Regions from separate parts of the Homo sapiens genome. Here region 1 is linked to region 2. A link is a loop called in an ENCODE intact Hi-C map of the cell type or tissue named here. Cell type or tissue: mammary epithelial cell. All regions are shown on one strand. Region 1 overlaps SNTB2 (syntrophin beta 2). Region 2 holds the start of COG8 (component of oligomeric golgi complex 8).

Region 1 (8,000 bases), 140 kb before region 2:
TTGTTTATCAAAATAGACGTATATGATTTATTTTTAATTTTTAAAAAGTATCTATTTGTTGTTATTATTTTTTTTTAGAGACAGGGTTTCACTCTGTTGCCCAGGTTGGAGTACAATGGCATGATCATTGCTTACTGCAGCCCTGAACTCTTGGGCTCAGGTGATCCTCTTGCCTTAACCTCTGGAGTAGTTGGGATTACAGGCATGAACTAATTACTGTTCCTGGTTTGCATTTTTTTTTTTTTTTAGTAAGAATTATTTTGGTTGCAGAAACCCAAAACCAACTAATTTAAGCAGAAGTGGAATGTATTGCCTTATGTAACTCCTGAGACCGGGGGTGGATCTAGGTTTAGGTTCAGTGGGATCCAAAGGCTCAAATTATCTTGGCTGCAACATCTCCTGCTGTGGAGGGTCTAATTCTGTATAGTCAGCTAAGATGGTGCCTGCAGCTCTAGGAACATATTGCCTTAACTTAATAACTAACCCCTGTAAGAAAAACTGGAGGGTTCTTTTACCACTCACATTATCAGTTTGGAGATAGGAAGGACTCCAATAGTTCTGCTTTGCCAGTTCCTCGGACCTATCACTATTACCAAAATGATGGAGACTGCAATCTAGACCTGTGTCACGTGCCCATCCCTTGTGTATTGAGGTTGGCAGCCTCACCAGACTATAAAATCTGGAGTGGGGTGGTTGCTAGGTTAACTTATGTACACTATAACAGGCTATAGGGCTTAAAATAATTTTGGCCGGGCATGTTGGCTCACACCTGTAATCCCAGCACTTTGGGAGGTCCAGGTGGAATCACTTCAGCCTAGTAGTTCAAGACCAGCCTGCACAACATGGCGAGACCCTGTCTCTACAAAACATGTAAAAAATTAGCCAGGTGAGGTGGCGAGTGCCTGTGGTCCCAGCTACTTGGGAGGCTGAGGTGGGAGGATCACTTGAGCTCGGGAGATTGAGGCTGCAGTGAGCCATGTTTGAGCCACTATACTCCAGCTTGGGCAATGGAGCAAGACCCTGTCTCAAAAAGAGAAAAAACAAAAGTGGCTAAGTTGTACATTTTTAAAAACAAAAGGAATCAAAATAGATAATAATGACACTTATGGAGAGCTTACTCTGCTAAGCTCTTTATGATCACAACTTTGTTTTTCTTTTCTTTTTCTTTTTTTTTTTTTTTTGAGATGGGGTTTGGCCCTGTCACCCAGGCTGGAGTGTAGTGGTGTGATCTCGGCTCACTGCAACCTCTGCCTCCTGGGTTCAAGCGATTCTCCTGCCTCAGCCTCCTGAGTAGCTGGGATTACAGACACGCGCTACCATGCCCGGCTAATTTTTGTATTTTTAGTAGAGATGGAGTTTCACCATATTGGTCAGGCTGGTCTCGAACTCCTGACCTTGTGATCTGCCCACCTTGGCCTCCCAAAGTCCTGGGATTACAGGCGTGAGCCACCGCACCTGGCCACAACTTATTCTTTTAACAGCCCTGTGAGTCAGGTGGCATCATCCCCATATAAAATATAAATAAATTGAGTCCTGGAAGATTAAACAGTCAGTGCAAGGTTATAGAATTTGTAGGTGATAGAGGCAAGATTAGTTACTCAGATTTATCAAACTACACAGCCTTTGATATTAACCATTATAATAGACTGCCTCTCTGGTGGATCAGTTTGGGTTAAGAAGCTAGCAAGTCTAAAGACAGGATTTATTGTTATGATTGGCTTAATTTTCAGGAAAATTGTGCTTTGGATTCTGTGTTGTTGCATCTATCTGGAGGTTATCCAGTTAATGTCTCTCAGTCTTTTCCTCATTTTTTTTTTTCATGCTGGACCTAAAGCTGTATGTAATTAATCAACTCATATTGAATAACTACACTCTGTTAGACACTCTGAGAGAAATAGAATATGTAAGCCCCAAAGATTTTACTTTTAAGAAGTACCCAAAATGGGTTTGTAAATACTAATAAACTGCACATAAGTGAATCCAAAGTATTTCATACATTATAAGTGGTAGACAAATGCTGAGAGAACTTGGAATAAGTGAGCAAGTAGTAGGAATGTATTTTGGGTCAAGTGAGAGAAGGGTGGGACATGGAATAGGTGTGGGTGGTGGGAAGGATGGAGGGCATGTTTAGAGGGGAAAGGCATGTCTAGAGAGCAAAGACTGGAACAAGCAGTGATGTTCAAACTTCAGCAAACAGATTTGATGAAATAGCCCATTTTCAAGGCTCTGTACCCCTTTTTAAAAATAGTTTAAATATTTTATTAGTAATATAACTGACTTCTGAAATATCTTGTAATAATTGTATTCATTATCTGCAAACTGTTTTGTAATGTAAAAATTAATTTTTCTTTTGTAATTATTCTAGCCAAACTTTTTTGTTACTGCTTTTACTTTTGATATATTACTATGTTATTTTACTTTTGGAAAACACCAGTTTTAACAAAGTAGCATTCTCCAAAGTATATTCATCTTTACAAGTAAATCTTTGCCCAAATGAAACAAAATCTGTTTTACTGAACACTAAATGTCTTTGATTTGCCTCATTTTGCTGTAATTGTTGGCCAGTAAAAGTATTTACATTGTTAGCTCTGTTTTCATTGCAGTAAGGGATGGCAACATTTTAGAAAACCACTAGTAGTGTAGATAATTTTTTTGAGTACTATGGATTCTGTATTGTCTCTTCAAAGATTATTAATTACATTCTAGGATAAAAATACATATTTTTTACAATGAACACAAAGTAATTGAAAAAATTAAACTGGCTCTGGGCAAATACAAATTCTGCTAAAAACAGCAATGAAAGACTAAAGTGAATTCTGGAAACCATTCTTCACCAGAGATGTTTTGATATTGATCTCTGTTGTCCTTTACAATGTAACAGAGTTGATTTTTTTTTTTTTTTTTTTTGGGGGGTAGGGGAACAGAGCCTCGCTCTGTCGCCTAGGCTGGAGTGCAGTGGCAATCTCAGCTCACTGCAACCTCCACCTCGCGGGTTCAAGCGATTCTCCTGCCTCAGCCTCCTGAGTAGCTGGGACTACAGTCCTACACCACCACGCCCAGCTAGTTTTTTGTACTTTTGGTAAGACAGGGTTTCGCCATGTCGCCCAGGCTGGTCTTGAACTCTTGAGCTCAGGCAATCCACCAGCCTCGGCCTCCCAAAGTGCTGGGATTACAGATGTGAGTCCTCATGCCTGGCCTATTTTTCACATGTGTATTTTTGACAAGAGAAATGTCTTCATTGCACGTTCTGCCTCTGCTTCTCTTTAAGGAGTTTGTGTGTGGTTGGTAGGAAGATGTAGTCCATTCTTATTCCTCTACCACTTACATGTTTCCTCCCATTATTCTCTTTATTTCTCATATCCTCTCCTACTTCTTCTGTGCTTGGGTCTGAAAAGAAATCTTTGAGATTGTTAAGACATCTCCAAACATCTGGATGTAGTTACAAAAATTACCTGATTTTTCTTGGGAAAAAATACAGCAAAACATTTCGGATGGCTGTTAACTTTGTGTGACCTTGGCAAAAAATAATTTCAGCATTATAAGCAGTATGTTTCTTACCTATTAAAAATAAGATCCCTTCCAGCTCATATTTTACAATTCTAAATATGAAATAGAGAATGAAGAGTTAATATGAACTGACTGTACGCAAATGCATGGATTGTCAGAGATTTAGAATATAATAATGTTTTTTTTTTTTTTTTTTTGAGACAGTTTCACTCTTGTTGCTCGGGCTGGAGTGCAATGGCACGATCTCGGCTCACTGCAACCTCTGCCTCCCAGGCTCAAGTGATTCTCCTGCCTCAGCCTCCCGAGTAGCTGGGATTACAGGCGCACGCCACCATGTCCAGCTAATTTTGTATTTTTAGTAGAGATGGGTTTCTCCGTGTTGGTTAGGTAGGTCTTGAACTCCTGACTTCAGGTGATTCACCCGCCTTAGCCTGCCAAAGTGCTGGGATTACAGGCGTGAGCCACCACGCCTGGCCTATAATAATGATTTTTAACACTAAAAATATTTTAGCTATAATTGAATCTTAGTTTGATGATTCAGATGGAACCTCAAGATTTACAATACCTTATTGTGAGCTTCATTTGTTGTGCTAAAGATGTGAAGTGCCAGATAAAATATTTTATGTTGTAGATTTGCAGATAAATCGGCTTTTGCTCTTCCACCTTTCATTTTAACTAGCAGCTAATCGCCTTCAAATCTACACAGGCAGCATTAATTAAAGCGATGTTGGCCTGGCGCAGTGGCTCACGCCTGTAGTCCCAGCTAGTTGGGAGGTTGAGGTGGGAGGATCACTTGAGCCTGGGAGGTGGACGCTTTGGTGAGCCATGATTGCACCACTGCACTCCAGGTCTGGACAACAGAGTGAAACACTGCCTCAAAAAAAAAAAAAAAAGGCGATCTTTTTCTCTTAAGCGCAGATGAATCACTTAGCAAAGAGAGAAATATTGAGCAATCTAGATTGCAGTTAATTTTGTCACTGATTATTGTGTACCTTGAGGTGTCTTCATTTGTTCTTTAGTGAATGGGCAAGACTCTCATAATGAAGATTTGCAATCTTAATGAAAATTGAAAAAAAAGGCCAAAGTTTAAGACTTAGATGCCAAATAATTCCTTCCACTTTTTAGTGTGAAAAATCAGGAGAAAGGGGGACTTTTAAAAAATGTTTTATTTTAGATCCATGCTATTACTGGGAAGACAGAGACTTTTTTTTTTTGAGACAGAATCTCCCTCTGTCGCCCAGGCTGGAGTGCAGTGGCACGATCTCAGCTCACCGCAACCTCCATCTCCCGGGTTCAAGCGATTCTCCTGCCGCAGCCTCTTGAGTAGCTAGGACTACAGATGCGTGCCACCACACCCAGCTAATTTTTTGTATTTTTAGTAGAGATGGGGTTTCACCGTGTTAGCCAGGATGGTCTCAATCTCCTGACCTCGTGATCCGCCTGCCTCGGCCTCCCAAAGGAGGGGGACATTTTTAACATAAATATACTTATTTGTGTTGGCCATTGTTGTCAAGCACATTTGCTTACAGTGAGTTTAGGAATTTAGATATTAGGCGTATTTTGACAAAATGGGGAATCAATTTCTTTTACAGAAATGTAATACCTATTTCTTAGCATCAGCACGCTAGTATGAAATTATTTTTCTGTCAGGCATTCTACTCCTCCAGACTGTACCATCCTTCCACTAGAAGGGTGGAATACACATCAGATTACAGGTATGAATGCTTTTGGAATATGCTTTATTTTTCAGGCCCATGGGTTGAAATACAAGAAAAACAACACATTCGTGATACATCAAATTTAGGATATAACTGCTAGAGCAGGAGGAAGATAAATGGCGTCAAGGAGAGGTTCATGGGGGTTTTTTGTTAGTGAAACTGAGAATGTTAACAGTGATAAAATTGAGTACATGAGTTTTCATTATATTGTACTATGTTTTGTTTCGTTTATTTATTTTATTTTTGTTTTGTTTTTAAATAGAGATGGGGGTCTTGCTACAATGTCCAGGCTGGTCTTGAACTCCTAAGCTCAAGTCATCCTCCAGCCTTGGCTTCCCAAATTTCTGGGATTACAGGTGTGAGCCACCGAGTCTGGCCCTGTGATCCATCTTGAAGTAATGTTTGTATATTGACTCTATTTTTGTTTGCTTTTACTTTACCCTCACCTGACTGATAAAGTTGAGAGATCCTCATTATTTTCTTCTTGTGGGGTAATGGCAGAAGACTGCTCTGTAACTTTTACCAAACACTTTACCGAGTTGCTGCAGCCAATTCGTTTATATGTCACTGAAAACTCAGACAAATCGAGTCATTTCTCTGCTTTTTAAAATAATTACTCCTCATCACACTTTCAGGGCCTCCAGGGGCCTGGTTTGAAAGCAGAACATTCAGGAAAGCCATAGGAAAACAGCATCCTGGCTTAAAAGTTACCACCTGAAATAATAAATATTACATGTGAACAGATGCTTATTTAATGGATTTTGATGGCTTCTTTACCTTTTATTTAAGCACCTTGTATATTGCTAGCATTGAAATAGTATTAATGTCACTGAACTAGAAGGACTCCTCATTAACACCAATAAATGGGAGAGAATGCACTAAGCCAAAAAGTTGCCATCTTATAACTTGTAAAACTCTCTTAAATGTAGATCTGTATTTAAAGCAGCAGGCCAACTTATTTATGTGATGTTGATGTGGTGCTGAATAGGAAAAAACATAGCAAAATGGAAAGGATTAGGGAGGCGGGGACATAAAATCCTTTAATACTGCTTAGTAAGGTATTTTATCCATTTGAAGAAATCTAAAATTCTTTATGAAAGAGATGTGTGTTTAAAATTGAGGGTGGGTAACGTTGCTAAATCATTGGGTGTTAGCCAGGTTTGGATACAGTGTACAGCTGAAAGGAATGTTAATTTTGTTAGATTATTGTCAACAATACTTCTCAGAAAACAAAACAAAAAGCCCAGAGCAAACCAAAAAACCAAAAATGTTTGAGAAATTATTCTCAGATTGTCAGAAAAAAGAGTTTGAATAGTTATTTTAGATTTCGTATTTGGAGGGTAATAATTTTGAGTTTGGTTAAAACATGAGAATTCAATAGTATTATTATTATTTTTTTTGAGTGCCTCTAAAATTGTTAATTGTCCTCTTCTTCTGTGCTTCATACCTGGATGGAAAATTGCTTCAGGATATCAGTCTGCATGTCTGGAGAAACGAATGCTGCTTAGTTTAGGAGCAGACCAGTGAAGCAACACAAGCTGATAGGGCCCTGACTCATTCTCCTTGTTTACACCTGATGTTTAGCTCATCTGCACCTATAATTTCAGCCATTACCTGAGTGTCTGTGATGTTTAGCTGTACCTTTTTGTCCCCAGCCTTTCAGTTATCCCTTCACATTTAACCGTGACTGAGGCAAACTTCTTTGCAGTCACTTACTGTTTAATGAAGGGGCTAGAGTTTCTGGCCCTGTCTCCTCTGTTCTCTGACTTGGAGGCTTTCTCATTGTTCATGTGCTTCCTAACTTTCATCTTAAGGCTTATAAAGAAAACAAGGAGTAACTCCTCACATGTCCCTAGTTAGTAGGCATTACTTTGAACAAACATACATTCTTAGTTTATAATGGAAAATAGTATGGTAGTTACTATTCATACTAAATGTAGGCTGTGAACTTTATGAACTGTTAGAATTTTTTTTTTTCTTTTTTGAGATAGGGTTTCACTCTGTTACCCAGGCTGGAATGCAGTGGCATGATCATATCTTACTGCAGCCTCCATCTCCCAGGCTCAGGTGATCCTCCCACCTCAGCCTCCTGAGTAGCTGGGATTACAGACACACACTACCACATTCAGTAATTTTTTTTTTATTTTTTATTTTTTTGAGACGACGTCTCGCTCTGTCTCCCAGGCTGGAGTGCAGTGGCATGATCTTGGTTCACTGCAACCTCTGCCTCCCGGGTTCAAGCAATTCTCGTGCTTCAGCCTCCCAGGTAGCTGAGACTACAGGCATGTGCCACCACGCCTGGCTAATTTTTGTATTTTTAGTAGAGATGGGGTTTCGCCATGTTGGCCAGGCTGGTCTCGACCTCCTGGCCTCAAGTGATCTGCCCGCCTCAGCCTCCCAAAGTATTGGGATTATAGGCGTGACCCAGCACGCCTGGCCACATCTGATAAATTTTGTATTTTTTGTAGATACAGGGTTTTGCCATGTTTCCCAGGCTCATCTTGAACTCCTGGCCTTAACTGATCCTCCTACCTTAGCCTCCCAAAGTTCTAGGATTAAAGGTGTGAGCCACTGTGCACAGCCTGTTTTCTTTTTTTTTGAGACAGAGTCTCGCTCTTGTTGCCCAGGCTAGAGCTCAGGGGCGCGATCTCAGCTCACTGCAACCTCCATCTCCCGGATTCAAGCAATTCTCCTGCCTCAGCCTCCTAGTAGCTGGGATTACAGGCGCCCACCACCACGCCTGGCTAATTTTTGTACTTTTAGTAGAAATGGGGT
Region 2 (8,000 bases):
ACCAACAAAGATCAGGTTAGTTAACTCTCTTGCTTAAAAAGCTTAAAACCTGGCCAGGTGCAGTGGCTCAAACCTGTAATCCCAGCACCGTGGGCAGGCAGGTCACTTGAGGTCAGGAGTTTGAGACCAATCTGGCCAACATGTGAAACCTCGTCTCTACTAAAAATATAAAAATCAGGTGGGTGTGGTGGTGCAGGCCTGTAATCCCGGTTACTCGGGAGGCAGAGGCAGGAGAATCACTTGAACCCGGGAGATAAAGGTTGCAGTGAGCCAAGGTCGCACCACTGCACTCCAGCCTGGGGGACAGAGCGAGACTCTGTCTCAAAAAAAAAAAAGAAAAAAAAAAAAGCTTAAAATCCTCCAGTGACTTCCCACTGCAATCAAGAAAATTCCAACCACTTGTTGGGACTTACACTGGTGGCCCTACCTGGCTCTCCATCTTCACCTGCTTCCTAGTGCTCTCCCGCTGCTACAATCCATTAACCCTGGCTGCCTCTGTATCCCTTAAACACCTCAATTTCTGCCCACTTCAGCCCTCTCTACTTGTTCTTCACACTTTCTGGTTTGCTCTCTCCCCAGATCTTTGTGGGCTGGCACCTCCTTCTCATTTAGGTCTCAGCTTAAATGTTACCTCCCTAGAAGAGTCCTTCTTGATCACCCTACCTAAAGAAACCTACCCTAGACTCCCTTACCCCATTCCCTGTTTTTTTCTTCAGACACCACTATCTGAAATGATATCATTTCTTTGTCAATTATCAGACTTCCCATTAGCACGTAAGCTGCATGAGAGCCAGGACCACTTTATTCACACTGTATCCCCAGCATATAGAGCAGTGCTTGGCACATGATTAATATGTATTTTGAATAAATGAATGTTTTCTGTTCAGGCATACCTGGCTGGCAGAAACTGATGTGAAACATGCAAGAGTTTCTACCTAAAGCTTCAGTCCTGACCACAGAATAAATGATTACAAGAACATTACTTTGAGTCCTCTCTGGGCAAGGTGGCTACCTGGATGACAGGGATGGAAGAGTATTTCCTCTCCAGTCGGCGTACGTAGGCTGCAAGCTCCAGGGCCTCTTCATAATAACTGTTCCGGACACAGGTGTCCATGAGCTGAGGAATCTCCAGTATTTCCAAAATTTCTGTGTGCCGGTTTAGGGTCAGGCTATTCATCCGGCGGTTGGAGCTGATCTCCTCGGCTTCCTTCACAAAGTTCCTAGTAATAATCAGAAGAATGTTGATCCTTCACTGCTCTGTACCCAAACCTTAGCTACAGTTACCAAGTACCTGCTATGAACATTGGGCTGGATGATCTATCTGATTTATTCCTCACACCCCACCTATAAGGTAAGTATTATTACAATTGAGGAAATTTTTAATCCCAGAGAGGTTAAGCAACTTGTCCAAAAACATACAATTAATAAATCTAACAGATGGAGATCCAGATATGCCACTTGCTGGCTGTGGCAAGGTACTTGGCCTCTCTGAACCTATTTCCTCATTAGTAAAACGGTATATAGGGCCAGGCGCAGTGGCTCACGCCTGTAATCCCAGCACTTTGGGAGGCTGAGGTGGGCGGATCACTTGAGGCCAGGAGTTCAAGTGAAACCCCATCTCTACTAAAAATACAAAAAATTAGCCAGGCATGGTGGTGCGCGCCTGTAGTCCCAGCTACTCAGGAGGCTGAGGCAGGAGAATCACTTGAACCCAGGAGGTGGAGGTTGCGGTGAGCAGAGATGGCGCCACTGCACTGCAGCCTGGCCAACAAAGCAAGACTCCGTCTCAAAAAAAAAAAAAAAAAAAGTATATAGGACCCTCCTCATAAGGGTGTAAGAACTAAATGAGATGATGTGTGTGAAGCATTTAACATAGAACTTGAAACAGAGCGAATGCGTCAAAGTAAAAATAGTAAAAGAGACACAGTTAAATATTTAACAGTAGCTATCATTATTTTCAAAATGAAGCACTAACTGCCTAGAATCCACAATCTTTCCCCTCAGGTCTTCATCTTCTCCTATGCTAATGTTCAACCATAGTTCCTGCCACAGTCTACTTTCAACACTTCTCCATATTTGCAGAGACCTGCTTTATCAAGTCCCCTATCTATTCTGGAGCATGGAAGGGTACAAAAGCTGCTGTCAAATATCCAAAGGCTCAAAAGAAAAATTAAACTTTAATCATGAAAGGCTGGAAGGCAGAACTAGGGATAATGGAGACAGAATATGACTCACAAAGGACTTTTTTTTTTTTTTTTGAGACGGAGTCTTGCTCTGTCACCAGGCTGGAGTGCAGTGGCACGCATCATCTTGGCTCACTGCAACCTCCGCTTCTCAGGTTCAAGTAATTCTCCTGCCTCAGCCTCCCGAGTAGCTGGGACTACAAGCGCGTGCCACCACGCCCAGCTAATTGTATTTTTAGTAGACATGGGGGTTTCAGCATGTTAGCCAGGATGGCCTCGATCTCTTGACCTCGTGATCCGCCTGCCTTGGCCTCTCAAAGTGCTGGGATTACAGGTGTGAGCCACCGCACCCAGCCTTTTTTTCTTTTTTTAAGAGAGTTTCACTTTGTCACCCAGTCTGGAATGCAGTGGCACAATCACAGCCCACCGCAGCCTCGACCTCCCAAACTGGAGTGCGGTGGCACAATCATGGCTCACTGCAGCCTCAATCTCCCGGGCCCAACTGACCCCCCCACCTCAACCTCCTGTGTACCTGGGACTACAGGCGCACGCCACCACGACCAGCTAATTTTTTATTTTATAGAGACAGGGTTTTGCCATGTTGGCCAGGCTGCTCTCGAACTCCTGGGTTCAAGCCTCAGGCTCCCAAAGTGCTGGGATTACAGGCTGAGCCACCACATCCAGCCATCCAAATGGAGAGACTTTTTGATATCTGATGCCCTCAAATGCGAGGATTTCCTTGTCACCTTCCCGTCAATGGAAGTTTTGAAGCAGATGACCTCCGGTCCACGCTTTCGTATAAAATAAGTATATAAATGTGCACATATATTCAGCTCACACCTATAATGTTAACTGTGTCAGACCCGATAATAAGAGCTTTGCATGAATCCTTTTTCTTTGTGCCCACAACTGCCCTTCGAGGGAGGGACGTGCTTCTGGGTAACCAGTTCTGAATTCGAAACCTCCTAGCTGTGTCCTTGGACGTCACTAATCTCTGTCTTGACTTGCTCATATGTAAAATGGAAATAACAGGGCTGGGCGCAGTGGATTATGCCTGTAATCCCAGCGCTTTGGGAGGCCGAGGCGGACAGATCACGACATCAAAAGATCGAGACCATCCCAGCCAACATGCTGAAACCCCGTCTCTACTAAAAATCCAAAAAAATTAGCTGGGCGTGGTGGCGCGCGCCTATGGTCCCTGCTACTCAGGAGGCTGAGGCAGGAGAATCGCTTGAACCCAGGAGGCAGAGGTAGGTTGCAGCGAGCCGAGATCTCGCCACTGCACTCCAGCCTGGCGACAGGGCGAGACTCCGTCTCAAAAAAGATAAAAAAGGAATAACAGTACCTATCTCGAAGGCTGTTGTGAGGTTTAAATGGATTAATAAAGCGCTCAGCAGAGAACCTGGAACGTGGTAAACGCTTTATGTGTTAGTTATTTCTACCATCGTAAATGTCAGCTTTTACAGTTATAAAACCCCTTTAGCGCCAGGCGCGTCGCACCTGCAGCTCTGCTGGAAGCTGGGCAAACGGTCGAGCAGGCGGCCGAGCGACGCCTCCACGTCGCCAAACAGGCGGTGGATGCGCTCGGTGCACTCGGCGCCGCGGATGAAGGTCTTGTAGTTAGCGAAGGCCAAGTCGCGCGTCTGCTGCAGCAGCTGCGCCCGCTCCTCCGCCAGGCGCTCGGGCTCGCGCCGCAGCCGCTCCAGCCCCGAGCCGCTCAACTCCCGGAGGTAGCGGCCCACATCGGGCCGCTCGCGCCACTGGGCCTCGGGGAAGCGGTCCCGGAACAGCGACGCCAGGAGCCCTTCATCCTCCACCTCGCCGAGAGCCGCTGCTGTGGCCGTGGCTACCGATGGGATAGTCGCCGCGGTCGCCATCTTCCCAGCAACAACGTCACTTCCCTTCCGGACCACAAGGGGCGCTGACTCCGAACTTAGGACAGGAAGAAACAGGCACATTTCCGGTCTCTATGCTTTCTCATCCGGCCGGCTTGCTTTCCCCTGCGGTCGTCCAGACTATTGGGCGCTAGCGAGACGAACTATTGGTACGGGGCTAGAGAGGAAGGCTTTGGGATTGCCGGGGAGCAGCGAGCGACCGACTTCCGTTTCCAGTTACCAAGGCACGAGGATCCGGTGTTCCAACCCAGGGGGAAAAATGCGGCCTTTGACTGAAGAGGAGACCCGTGTCATGTTTGAGAAGATAGCGAAATAGTAGGAGCGCGCGGGGCGGACGCGGGAGTGTGTGGGTGTGGTGGCCAAGGGTGGAGTGGGGGCGCGGTGCCGGAGACCGGTTCGTTCGGGCGCGGTCTCCAGTCCTCTTTTTGCCCTCAGCATTGGGGAGAATCTTCAACTGCTGGTGGACCGGCCCGATGGCACCTACTGTTTCCGTCTGCACAACGACCGGGTGTACTATGTGAGGTGAGGCGGGGCCGGGCAGGCAGCATGGACCCAGGGGAGAGGGGTCCTGGGTCCCACGAGCCTCCTTCATCCGCAACCTTGCTCCCCCTTTACCCTTTTAGTGAGAAGATTATGAAGCTGGCCGCCAATATTTCCGGGGACAAGCTGGTGTCGCTGGGGACCTGCTTTGGAAAATTCACTAAAACCCACAAGTTTCGGTTGCACGTCACAGCTCTGGATTACCTTGCACCTTATGCCAAGGTTTGTGGGGCGGTTTCCAATTCTGCCACGGGCGATGAAGTCAAGGATTAGGCAGATTGTCCGGCAGCTTCTCTCCCACAGAGTCCCTGACAGTGTGCTTGGAGGAGTTTCAGCACATGGAGATGTGTAGAGGTCTTGCAGCTTGAGCATGGTCAGGGCTATGGGATAGGAATGCTATGTGGCTGCGTAGGGTTAGTTTTCTCCAGCGAAGTAGAAGAGCCTAGGGAGACCCAGCTAGAGATCAGAAAGCAAATAAGTGGCAGCAATGAAGACACCGGGGTCCAGAAAAAGAGCTGTTAACCTGGCCATGGAGGATGATCCTTGTAGAGTTGAGAAAATAACTTTTTCTATTTTTTTCTTTTTCTTTCTTGCTCTGTTTTTTCTTTTCATTTCTCTTTCTCTTTCTTCCTGACACAGTTTCACTCTGTCGCCCAGGCTAGAGTGCAGTGGTGCGATCTCACTGCAGCCTCCACTTTCCAGTTTCCAGTGATTCTTGTGCCTCAGTAGCTGGGATTACAGGCATGTGCCACCACACCTGGCTGATTTTTTTGTGTGTTTTTAGTAGAGACAGTGTTTCACTGTGTTGGCCAGGCTGGTCTCGAACTCCTGGCCTCAAGTGATCCACCTGCCTTGGCCTCCCAAAGTGCTGGGATTACAAGCGTGAGCCACTGCACCGGGCAACTTCCTGCATTTCTGTTCAGGAGATAGACAGTTTGAGGAAAACATGAGTCTCTCTGTTTCCCTTAAAATTATTTCAGAAAATTATTCACAGATCCAGCAGCTAGCTTGTCTGCATGGATAGAAATAGTAACGTTTTTATGTCTCTTGGATTTTAATTCTCTTATAGTATAAAGTTTGGATAAAGCCTGGTGCAGAGCAGTCCTTCCTGTATGGGAACCATGTGTTGAAATCTGGTCTGGGTCGAATCACTGAAAATACTTCTCAGTACCAGGGCGTGGTGGTGTACTCCATGGCAGACATCCCTTTGGTGAGTAGAGATGGTAGCTGTTACAGAACTCAAGTACTCTTATTCAAGAAGGGTATGTCTTCAATCTGAGTGCTTGAGAGAATAAATTCTCAGCACGTTTTGAATCCCAGAAAGACCAGAACTGTATTTTTTCCGTCTTTGTTATTTCCAGCCCTCAATATGGGCATATTGAATGACTTCAGTGAGTTAGTGTCTCTTCTTTTGAATCCCAGGGTTTTGGGGTGGCAGCCAAATCTACACAAGACTGCAGAAAAGTAGACCCCATGGCGATTGTGGTATTTCATCAAGCAGACATTGGGGAATATGTGCGGCATGAAGAGACGTTGACTTAAAACGAAGCCATTCCAAGGACAGACGGCTGTATGGAAAGGCCGAGCTTTGTTTCCTGTGTTTGTGTGGACTCCACCATCATGTTGAATTTTGTCAACACTCTGGCCTCTTCAGGGACTTCTTATTTACTGTACTCTCTATCACTGACAAATGCAGGCTGGATTCTTATTATATACAGAGATGGCTCAAAAATGGGGTTTCAGATCTTTGTGACGAAATAGAATACTGTTTCATATTTGAATCAGAGGGCTTCTTGTTCTGAGAAATAGGTTCAAAATCATTGGAACCAGGAACAAGAATAGCTTATTGTTATCTGTGATAACACTGTTTTCTAAACACAAGGATTTTCTTTTTTATTAATATGCAACATAGACATTGCCATAACAGAATAATAAACCACATGTGGGGTTTTAAAAATGAAATTTGGCTAATAGGAGCAATTCAGCTATTTTTCTATACAGTAATTGGTGTGTGGTATAGAAGAAAAACGGGTTCAAACCCCACTTCTGCCACCTACCAGCTATATGGCCTTGAATGAGTCATTCAGCTTTAATAAGGTTCATTTTCTTCTGTTTAAAAAGACACAAAACTTGAAAATCAGCTTTGGCCATCTACCTGAGAATTAGAAAGTCTGATTTTTGGAATTAGAAATCATGATTGTAGGCTGGGCACAGTGGCTCGCGCCTGTAATCCCAGCACTTTGGGAGGCCAAGGCGGACGGATCACTTGAGGTTAGGAGTTTGAGACCAGCCTGGCCAACATGGTGAAACCCCATCTCTACTAAAAAAAAAAAAAAAATTAGGTGTGGTGACACATGGCTGTGGTCCTAGTTACTTGGGAGGCTGAGGCAGGAGAATGGCTTGAACTGGGGAAGCAGAGCTTGCAGTGAGCCAAGATGGTGCCATTGCACTCCAGCCTGGGCGTGACAGAGTGAGACTCCATCTGATTGTAAAGCATCTAGTACAGTGTACAGTGCCTTGGAAATGATAGGTATGGAATAAATGGTAATTATTTTTATATTATATATATTATGTATTCCTGTTATTAAGTGTAGAGTTTTATGAGTATAATTTGATTTTATTACCTTCTTTTTTACAAGCTGTTTTCTCAGTATTTTTCTTGGATGGGATGACGCTAGGCTGGAAAGTTTTTTTCATCACTATGATTTTATAAAACAATTTTTTCTATGAACCTTTACTTACTTGACTGGATTGGACTAAAAGCACTGATCAGAGGCCACGACATAAAAATTCAGTCCCTTTGTCCTTCCCCGTGCCTCCCAAAGTTACTTTAAGATCCTTAGAATATTTCTTTAAATATTTTATAGACAAAAAATTTAAAGACTATCTGTATTGCAAAATTAAACTATTTCTTTAATGAATATATTGCTTATTTTAAGTTCCAAAGGTGAAGTCTTTAAGAATAAAACATTACCAACTCCTGCTTTTATATGTAAGCAAACTTGATTGTGGCCTTTTTCAACTCATCTTCCTTCTAAGGTTTTCTGTTAGCCTCTAAGTAGACTCAGTGAAGGCTAAGGGACTGCTATATGATGAACAGTATTTTGATGCATACATTTAATACATACTTCTTCAGAACTTTTTCACTGTTATGATTTTATTGCCATTTTGCTTTTTTAGATGTGTGCAGCAGACTAAAACATTAATGAGATAATTGATTTTTGTCCCATAACATTACAAAGCTGATTCGACTAAGCCCCAGAAGAAAACAGCCAGGGTGCTATAGTCACCTTAGCTTAGCATCTTGGCTTCTTTGTATCTGTAGTTGTTGGAACATTGAAGAGACGCTTCAAGAAATACAGTTGCAGGATCCCAGAAAGAA

Evidence for each region. Hi-C counts contacts between places; a loop is a spot of excess contacts. Peaks named below come from ENCODE experiments on the same cell type or tissue, not always from the same donor. Only the 100,000 strongest peaks of a DNase experiment are listed, where the experiment ranks them.
Region 1: a loop joins it to region 2, with 13 times the contacts of the local background. A loop is called at or near these places in 5 of 110 quality-filtered maps.

What each region holds. Positions count from the first base shown.
Region 1 is chr16:69,195,212-69,203,211 of GRCh38, forward strand. All of the region lies in intron 1 of SNTB2 (syntrophin beta 2), which reads left to right. Among named protein-coding and RNA genes, the nearest start is that of SNTB2, 12 kb to the left of the region's middle. In mammary epithelial cell, no CTCF peak of the experiment used is centred here; DNase peaks (open chromatin) are centred at 4,330 and 6,770; H3K27ac peaks cover 478 bases.
Region 2 is chr16:69,335,493-69,343,492 of GRCh38, forward strand. COG8 (component of oligomeric golgi complex 8) reads right to left here and starts at 4,072. Exons shown (of 6, transcript NM_032382.5): 1 at 3,684-4,072; 2 at 1,013-1,220. The coding sequence starts at 4,060. It overlaps NIP7 (nucleolar pre-rRNA processing protein NIP7), which reads left to right and starts at 4,280. Exons shown (of 5, transcript NM_016101.5): 1 at 4,280-4,393; 2 at 4,514-4,600; 3 at 4,702-4,840; 4 at 5,688-5,828; 5 at 6,041-7,614. The coding sequence starts at 4,338. The coding sequence ends at 6,160. It overlaps TMED6 (transmembrane p24 trafficking protein 6), which reads right to left. Exons shown (of 4, transcript NM_144676.4): 4 at 7,758-8,000. The coding sequence ends at 7,915. RefSeq lists silencers at 3,749-3,798, 3,809-3,858 and enhancers at 4,279-4,398, 4,579-4,658. In mammary epithelial cell, a CTCF peak has its summit at 4,104; a DNase peak (open chromatin) is centred at 4,169; H3K4me3 peaks cover 2,371 bases; H3K27ac peaks cover 2,046 bases.